Linked DNA regions of Homo sapiens: region 2 is linked to region 1. Evidence: read pairs that join two places in POLR2A ChIA-PET (ENCODE). Cell type or tissue: PC-9. All regions are shown on one strand. Links, peaks and the distances in the headings refer to the core of each region. The heading gives the core; the rest is flanking DNA. Region 1 has its middle 5.2 kb from the start of TRR-CCG2-1. Region 2 has its middle 13 kb from the start of AMZ2.

The links. Peaks named below come from ENCODE experiments on the same cell type or tissue, not always from the same donor. Only the 100,000 strongest peaks of a DNase experiment are listed, where the experiment ranks them.
Region 2: POLR2A ChIA-PET joins it to region 1 with 11 read pairs; 5 of 35 experiments call an interaction of 5 or more read pairs at or near these places.

What each region holds. Positions count from the first base shown.
Region 1 is chr17:68,012,619-68,017,008 of GRCh38, reverse strand. No RefSeq gene overlaps it. Among named protein-coding and RNA genes, the nearest start is that of TRR-CCG2-1, 5.2 kb to the left of the region's middle. In PC-9, for the core only: a CTCF peak has its summit at 1,030; no DNase peak of the experiment used is centred there.
Region 2 is chr17:68,232,727-68,237,116 of GRCh38, reverse strand. It overlaps a transcript of AMZ2 not described here. Among named protein-coding and RNA genes, the nearest start is that of AMZ2, 13 kb to the left of the region's middle. RefSeq lists an enhancer at 1,410-1,469. In PC-9, for the core only: no CTCF peak of the experiment used is centred there; a DNase peak (open chromatin) is centred at 1,986; H3K27ac peaks cover 1,169 bases.

The sequences.
Region 1 (4,390 bases), core at 316-4,315:
AACATTAGGGTTAAGGGATACACCAGAACTCTGCCCTACATTTGCAGCTTTTCTGTAAATCTGAATTTATTCCAAAATAAAAAGTGTATTAAAAGAAAACCCAACTACTAATAACCAGTGGAGAATTTTAACGGACACCTTTGTCCCTTAAGATTAGAAATTAGGCCAGGCGCGGTGGCTCACGCCTGTAATCCCAGCACTTTGAGAGGCCAAGGCGAGCAGATCACGAGGTCAAGAGATCGAGACCGAGCACTTAGTGCTGAATGTTTAAACCAGAAAGCATTAATAAATACAGAAGACCAAGAATAATTTCCAGTTCAATTTCTGGTAGGTATCTCAGAGTTGAATATTGGTGGCCACATTAGGTCCTTGGATGCAGTAGGTATTCAAAAAATCTGAACTGAGGCCAGGTGAAGTGGCTCATGCCTGTAATTCCAACACTTGGGGAAGCCGAGGCGAGAGGATCACTTGAGCCCAGGAGTTCAAGACCAGCCTGGGAAACACGGTGAAATCCCCATCTCAACAACAAAATTAAAAAAAAAAAATTAGCCTGGTGTGCAGTAGCACACACCTGTGGTCCCAGCTACTCAGGATGCTGAGGTCAGAGGATCCCTTTAGCCCAGGAGATTGAGGCTGCAGTGAGCTGTGTTCATGCCACTGCACTCCAGCCTGAGTAACAGAGCGAGACGCTATCTCAAAACAAACAAAACGGCCAGATGCAGTAGCTCACGCCTGTAATCCCAGCACTTTGGGAGGTCGAGGCAGGCAGATCACAAGGTAAGGAGTTCGAGACCAGCCTGGTCAATATGGTGAAAGCCCGTGTCTAATAATAATACAAAAATTAGCCGGGCATAGTGGCACGGTCCTGTAGTCCCAGCTACTCAGGAGACTGAGGCAAAAGAATCGCTTGAACCCGGGAGGCGAAGGTTACAGTGAGCAGAGATTGCGCCACTGCACTCCAGCCTGGGCGACAGAGTGAGACTCTGTCTCAAAAAAAAAAACAAAACAAACAAACAAAAAAAAACTAAACTGCATGGTCTCCTGTCCCCCACCTGCAGGCAGCGTCTGGAAATTACAGACAGTGACAATGTATCCTTGGTCCCTCAAATGCACAGATATTGGAATGTGCAGCCCCCAAGGCTGGGCACAACAAACTCATCCTGGGTTCTCTGCCCTTTGAGCTTCTGACAGCGGCTCAGTCCTCCACGGTGCTCATCTGCCTCTCCCACCTCCTTCCCCTCCTTTAGCCTCCTTGTGAGCCCAGCTCCTTCTCTCTGGAAGATGTTTCTAGCCTCACTCACCATAGTCCATTGAGCTGGAGTCAGCAAACAGTGATTGAGTGCCTTTACTTTGTCCCTCTGCTGGCTCTTGCCTCGGAGTCCAAAAACATTCTGCAAGGCTGGGCGTAGTGGCTCAAGCCTGTAATCCCAGAGTTTTGTGAGGCCGAGGTGGGCAGATCACCTGAGGTCAGGAGTTCAAGACCAGCCTGGCCAACATGGTGAAACCTGTCTCTACTAAAAATACAAAAAGTAGCCAGGCGTGGTCACACATACCTGTAATCCCAGACACTCAGGAGGCTGAGGCAGGAGAATCGCTTGAACCCACGAGGCAGAGGTTTCAGTGAGCTGAGATCACACCATTGCACTCCAGCCTGGGTGACAGAGCAAGACTCCGACACAAAAAAAACAAAAAAAGAAAAACATTCTGCAGGTTGCAGGTTCTCCACCCATTCCAAGCTCAGCCCCGGGCCTATGGCGCTTCTCACAAGTCCTGTTTGCCCTCTCTCCGAGCAGTCAGGCTGCATCATGAGTGTTGTCTACGTGTCCAGAGTCTCCTCTTCACTTGCTGTCCTCCCTCCACTGCCACCTGACACACTCCTCCCCAGCAGTGGCCTCTTCATAGACAAATTTAAGGAACACCTTTCAGTCCTTGTCTTGCTTAACTTAGCCCTGACATTTGAAACTCCTAACGAATCTTTCTTCTGGAAACACACTTTTTCTAGGCTTCCAGGAAATCTTTTTCTTGGTTCTCCAGACAACTCCTTAGACTCCTTGACCAACTCCCTCTTGTTGCCAATGATGGAAACAAACCAGCCCTACCTAAACAAAGCACATTATAACTCACTGGAAAGATAGAGGGGAGGGGGTGCCCACTAAACCACTAAAGAGACAGGAGGTGGGGAGCTGTAGGACCAGGTTTGGGAACCTGCAAGAATCAAGACCAGAGCCCCTGAAATAGCAAGAAGCTGGAAGCACAACAAATGTCAGAGCCAGATGGCCGTCACTGTAGTCAGCGCCTCTGATTGATTGTTTGTTTGTTTGTTTGTTTGTTTGAGATGGACTCTTGCTCTGTTGCCCAGGCTGGAGTGCAGTGGCAGGATCTCGGCTCACTGCAACCTCCATCTCCTGGTTCAAGCAATTCTCCTGCCTCAGCCTCCTAAGTAACTGAGACTACAGGCTCTCGCCACCATGCCCAACTAATTTTTTATATTTTTAGTAGAGACGGGGTTTTACCATGTTGGTCAGGCTGGTCTCGAACTCCTGACTTCAGCTGATCCACTTGCCTTGGCCTCCCAAAGTGCTGGGATTACAGGTGTGAGCCACCATGCCCGGCCAATTTTTGTATTTTTAGTAGAGATGGGGTTTCACCATGTTGGCCAGGCTGGTCTGAAACTCCTGACCTCAAATGGCCCACCCATCTCAGCCTCCCAAAGTGCTGGGATTACAGGCATGAGCCACCATGCCTGGCCACGTCTGATGGTTTTCATCATCCTCGGGCCACTTGCTCCTGAATCAAGGTTCCAGACAAAAATCTTACAATTAGTCCAGCTTTGGCCAGGCTCAGTGTGTTGGTTAATATTGAGTGTCAACTTGATTGGATTGAAGGATACAAAGTGTTGATCCTGGGTGTGTCTGTGAGGGTGTTGCCAAAGAAGATTAGCATTTGAGTCAGTGGGCTGGGAAAGGCAGACCCACCCTTAACCTGAGTGGACACAAGCTAATTAGCTGCCAGCAGAGCTAGAATATAAGCAAGCAGAAATATGTGAAAAGAGAGACTAGCCTAGTCTCCCAGCCGACTTTCTCCCATGCTGGATGCTTCCTGCCCTCGAATATCTGACTCCAAGTTCTTCAGTTTTGGAACTTGGACTGCCTCTCCTTGCTCCTCAGCCTGCAGACCGCCTTTTGTAGGACCTTGTGATCATGTGAGTTAATACTTAATAAACTCCTATAATACTTAATATACTTAATACTTAATAAACTCCTATATATAGTTCTGTCCCTCTAGAGAAACCTAACACACTCAGTGACTCACACCTGTAATCCCAGTACTTTGGGAGGTTCAGGAAGGAGAATGCCTTGAGCCCCAGAGTCTCCATCTCCTTCTCCCTCTCCTTCCCCCTCCCTCTCCCCTTCCTCTTCTTCCTCTTCTTCTTCCTCTTCCTCTTCTTCTTGTTTGAGATAAGATCATTGCCAAGGCTGGAGTGTAGTGGCACAATTGTAGTGGCACTGCTTCTCAACCTCCTGAGTGAGGATCACACCACCACACTCCTGCCTGGGTGACAGAGCAAGACCTTGTCTCTGAAAACAAACAATAAACAAACAAAAAACTCTGCTGTGATAGAGGTGAATTGTCTGTTTTATCCTGATAATTCTGCTTCCTTTATTCCCGTGGTTCTCAACTGGGCCAATTTTGCTCCCCAAGTAACATTTGGCAATATCTGGAGATTTGCAATTGTCACAGTGGAACTGGAAGGGGTTGCTATTAACATCTAGTGGGCAGAGGTCGGGGATGCTGCTTAACATCTTAAACCACACAGGACAGTCCCCCACAAAAAAATGATGATCCAGGCCGAGCGCGGTGGCTCACGCCTGTAATCCCAGCACTCTGGGAGGCCGAGGCGGATGGATCACCTGAGATCAGGAGTTCAAGACCAGCCTGAGCAACATGATGAAACCCCGTCTCTACTAAAAATACAAAAAGTAGCCAGGTGTGGTGGTGGGTGCTTGTAATCCCAGCTACTTGGGAGGCTGAGGCAGGAGGATCGCTTGAACCCAGGAGGCAGAAGTTGCAGTGAGCCGAGATCGTGTCATTGCACTCTAACGTAGGTGACAGAGCAAGACAATGTCTCAAAAAAAAAAAAAGATGATCCAGCCCAAAATGTCAACTGTGTCAAGGGGAAGAAACTGCCGTAAAGCCTTGGAAACAGGGATGGTATGATGAATTATTGATAGGCCACAGTAAAACATTTAGGGCCACATTGATTGTCCCTGTTTTAACGATTTCTTCTTTCTCCCCATGCACTTTCAGGGGCAAAGTAAGGACATAAGTCAAAGGTGGTTCCAAATAGACATCTGGGAATCTTAGGGTGTAATATGGCCCTCGTGGAGGC
Region 2 (4,390 bases), core at 215-4,214, 220 kb before region 1:
AGCTGAAAGATGGATGCTCACCACTAGTGTTTATACATAAGTTCAATAAAGTTATGCTCTCACAATAAAATATTATGTAGTCATTAAAAAGAACAATCTCATGCTATGCGTATTATCATGGAAGGATGTCCCCAAGATCTTGCTGAAATGTTTTAAAAAGTCCCAAGCAGTGTATATATAATTTGAAGCTATTTATATAAAAATATGGGTGTATATGTGTGTAAAAAAGGATGTTTGGGCCGGGCATGGTGGCTCACGCCTGTAATCCCAACACTTTGGGAGGCCAAGGTGGGTGGATCATTTGAGGTCAGGAGTTGGAGACCAGCCTGGCCAACATGGTGAAACCCGTCTCTACTAAAATATATATAAAAAAAAAATTAGCTGGGATGTGGTGGTGGGTGCCTGTAATCCCAGCTACTGGGGAGGCTGAGGCAGGAGAATCACCTGAGCCTGGGAGACAGAGGTTGCAGTGAGTTGAGATCTCCCCAGTGCGCTCCAGCCTGGGCAACAAAGTGAGAATCCGTCTCAAAAAAAAAAAAAAAAAAAAAAAGGATGTTTGCCAAATGTTAATAATGTTAGAAGGAGGGCTTTTTGTGCTGTTTTACTTTCTTCTTGATATTTTTTAGCAATATTTATTTTGCAATGAGCATTTACTAGCTTTATTTTTTTTAACTATTTACCTTGAAAAAATTATGTAAATCTATACTTACTATATAAAATACATTTATTTTGTAGTGAGTGAAAATGAGGGTTACCAAACATATACATAGTATAATATCATGTTCATATGTTATAGTTTTATATATAAATTTACATAGTTTAAGTGTTTATAAACACAAAAATACATATTCACACATTTGATATATATAATGTGCATATAAATTTTACATGTATATATAAAACGTTTTAAAACATTTTTTTAAGATTACTCTTATATTTTGAATAATAATTGTATTTCCATTCTGGGGAAAAGAGTAATATTTTGGAAACCAGATGCAGTGGCTCATTCCTGTAATCCCAGCACTTTGGGAGGCCGAGGCGGGTGGATCACCTGAGGTTAGGAGTTCGAGACCAGCCTGGCCAACGTAACAAAACCCCATCTGTACTAAAAATACAAAAATTAGCCAGGCATGCTGGCGGGCACCTATAATCCCAGCTACTTGGGAGCCTGAGGCAGGAGAATCGCTTGAGCCCGGGAGATGGAGGTTGCAGTGAGCCAAGATTGTGCCACTGCATTCCAGCCTGGTGGACCAAGTGAGAAACTATCTCGAAAAAAAAAAAAAGTAAGATTTTGGGCTAAGTCTTGGAGGGGTAGGGACGGCCAGTCCACGGCAGCCCAGGCTGAGGGCACAGCACGTACCAAAAAGCCACAGCAGAGCAGGGTCACACGTGGCACACGCTGCTCCTGGCACCTGATAGCACCAGTGTTCTGTCCTCCTGGAAACTCTCCTCTTGCTTTTCTGGGTCACTGTTCTCTCTGGGCTGCCCAGTCAGCCAAGCAGGCACCGAGAGGGGCCCTGAGGGATTGAGGCTGTCCCGGATAGGGGCTCCGTAAGGGGGAAGCCAACCTACTTTGCAGTGTTCCTGAGGCTCAGGCCCGTGTGCCACAGTGAGAGGGCGCGAACTCCACGGTCTGTGGACTTGGGTTCAGCTGAGGCACCACCAGCTCCTGGGTGGCCCTCAGCCAAGGCACTTTACCTCCCTGGGACTCAGTGTGTTTATCCAGGGGTATGAACAATAAGAACCTCTGGCCCACAGGCTTAATGAGAGAATTAAATAAGACATGGGAACAGCTCCTTTCAACTGTTTATTACCAGAAGGTGCCCAATAACCAGGCATGGCAAAAGCCCAAAGGCAAAAACACAAAGCCCTGACATTTAACAAGTTGTTTTTTTGCTAAGAAACCAGCGCTGGAGACAAGTACTTGTGATATATCCTCGTGGTTGGATGTGTTGGTCACAAGTTCTAATTACGGAAATGCCCGCTGACAAAAGGGCCTGTTGATGTGAGTCACTATGAGTGGTTTCACTCTCTAGGCCTGGGCTGCTCCTAGGAATCATTTGCAGATACATCTATCTACCTATCTTTTTTCTTTTTTTTAAGATTGGAGTTTTGCTTTTGTTGCCCAGGCTGGAGTGCAATGGCACAATCTCGGCTCACCACAACCTCCCTCTCCTCGGTTCAAGCGATTCTCCTGCCTCAGCCTCCGGAGTAGCTGGGATTACAGGCACCCGCCGCAATGCCCGGCTAATTTTTGTATTTTCCTAGAGACAGGGTTTCACCATGTTGTTGGCCGGGCTGGTCTCCTAGCTATCTTTTTTTTTTTTTTCTTTTTTTTGAGACAGGGTCTCACTCTGTCACCCACTCTTCACTCTGTGAAGTGCAATGGCACCATCAGGGCTCACTTTAGCCTTGACCTTCTGGGCTCAAGCATTCCTTCCGCCTCAGCCCTCTGAGTAGCTAAGACTATAGGTGTGTGCCACCATGCCCAGCTAATTTTTTTATTGTTGTTTTGAATTGTAGTATAGATGTCTCACTATATTAACCAGGCTGGCCTTGAATTCCTGAGCTCAAGCAATCCTCCCACCTCGGCCTCCCAAAGTGCTGGGATTACAGGCATGAGCCACTGCACCCAGCCAATAAGATACATGTTTTTATTAAAATAATGCAGTGATTTTTTTTTTTTTGAGACAAGGTCACATTCCGTTGCCCAGGCTGTGCACTCACTGCAGCCTTGACCTCCTGGGCTCAGGCGATCCTTTCACCCCAGCCTCCATGTAGCTGGGACTACAGGTATGTGCCACCACACCTGGTTAATCTTAATTTTTTTTTTAGAGATGGAGTCTTGCTATGTTGCCCAGGCTGGTCTTGAGCTCCTGGACTCCAGTGATCCACCCGCCTCAGCCTCCCAAAGTGTGCCACCACACCCAGCTAATTTTGTATTTTAAGTAGAAACAGGGGTTCTCCATGTTGGTCAGGCTGGTCTCGAACTCCTGACCTCAGGTGATCTGCCTGCCTCAGCCTCACAAAGTGCTGGGATTACAGGTGTGAGCCACCGAGCCCGAATGCTACTTGTTCTTGTTACACATTTATATGCTGAAGAAATGGAATCTACGATTTGCTGTAGTAGCAATCCAGAAAAACAAAGCGTAGTTGTTGGAATAAAACACGACTTATTGACATTGAGTGTCACCTGGGGGTGACCCAGCACAGCAAGAATGGATCAGCTTAAGCAGGTGTGGTGGCGTGCACCTGTGGTCCTAGCTACTCAGGAGGCTGAGGTGGGAGGATCGCCTGGGCTCAGGAGGTTGAGGCTGCAGTAAGCCAAGATCATGCCACTGCACTCCAGCCTGGGCAACAGAGCAAGACCCTGTCCCAAAAAAAAATAAATAAAAATAATAAAAATAAATTAAAAATAAAAAATAAATAAAAGAATGGACCACCCTTGTAACATCCAAGCTCATAGAGAGAATGATGTAGAAAAACCCCAATGGCTTTGTATTGAATCATCACCCTCAGAGGGCTGGGGACATAGGTTCATAGATCAGCACCTTCACTCCCAGGAGGCAGGGGAAGACAATTTCTCTCTTTTTTTTTTTTTTTTTTTTGAGACATAGTTTCGCTCTTGTCGGCAGGTTAGAGTGCAGTGGTGCGGTATCGGCTCACTGCAACCTCCGCCTCCCAGGTTCGAGTGATTCTCCTGCCTCAGCCTCCCGAGTAGCTGGGATTACAAATGCCCACGACCACGCCCAGCTAATTTTTACGTTTTTAGTAGAGACGGGCTTTCTCCTTGTTGGCTAGGCTGGTCTCGACCTCCTGACCTCAGGTGATTCACTTGCCTCAGCCTCCCAAAGTGCTGGGATTACAGGCGTGAGCCACCACGCCCAGCCAGGAAGCCAATTTATAACAAGCTTTCTTGGTAAACATGGGTAATTAGTTGATGACCCTAATGGTCCCTACCCCTCAAAGTTTGGTGCATCCTCTTTGTCCCAGCCATGTGAGGACACAACATGTAGCTGGCCATCTGGGGACCAGGAAGAGAGCCCTCCCCAGAACCCAACCATGCTGACACTTGACTTTGGACTTCTTAGCCTCTGCTGTGAGTGATGAATGCTTGTTGTGTAATCCACCCAACCTGTGATACTCTGTGGTAGCAGCCCAAGCTGACTAAGACACTTGGCAAGTGCATCTCCACAATAAGATCCAAGCCATCTCAGCCTGGAAGTTGATGCTTCCAGATGGTGTTGAGGAGAATGAACAAAGTTTGTCTCTCTTTTTTTTGAGACAGAGTCTTGCTCTGGCTGGAGTGCAGTGGTGCAATCTCAGCTCACTGAAACCTCCACCCCCTAGGTTCAAACAATTTATCGTGCCTCAGCCTCCCAAGTAGCTG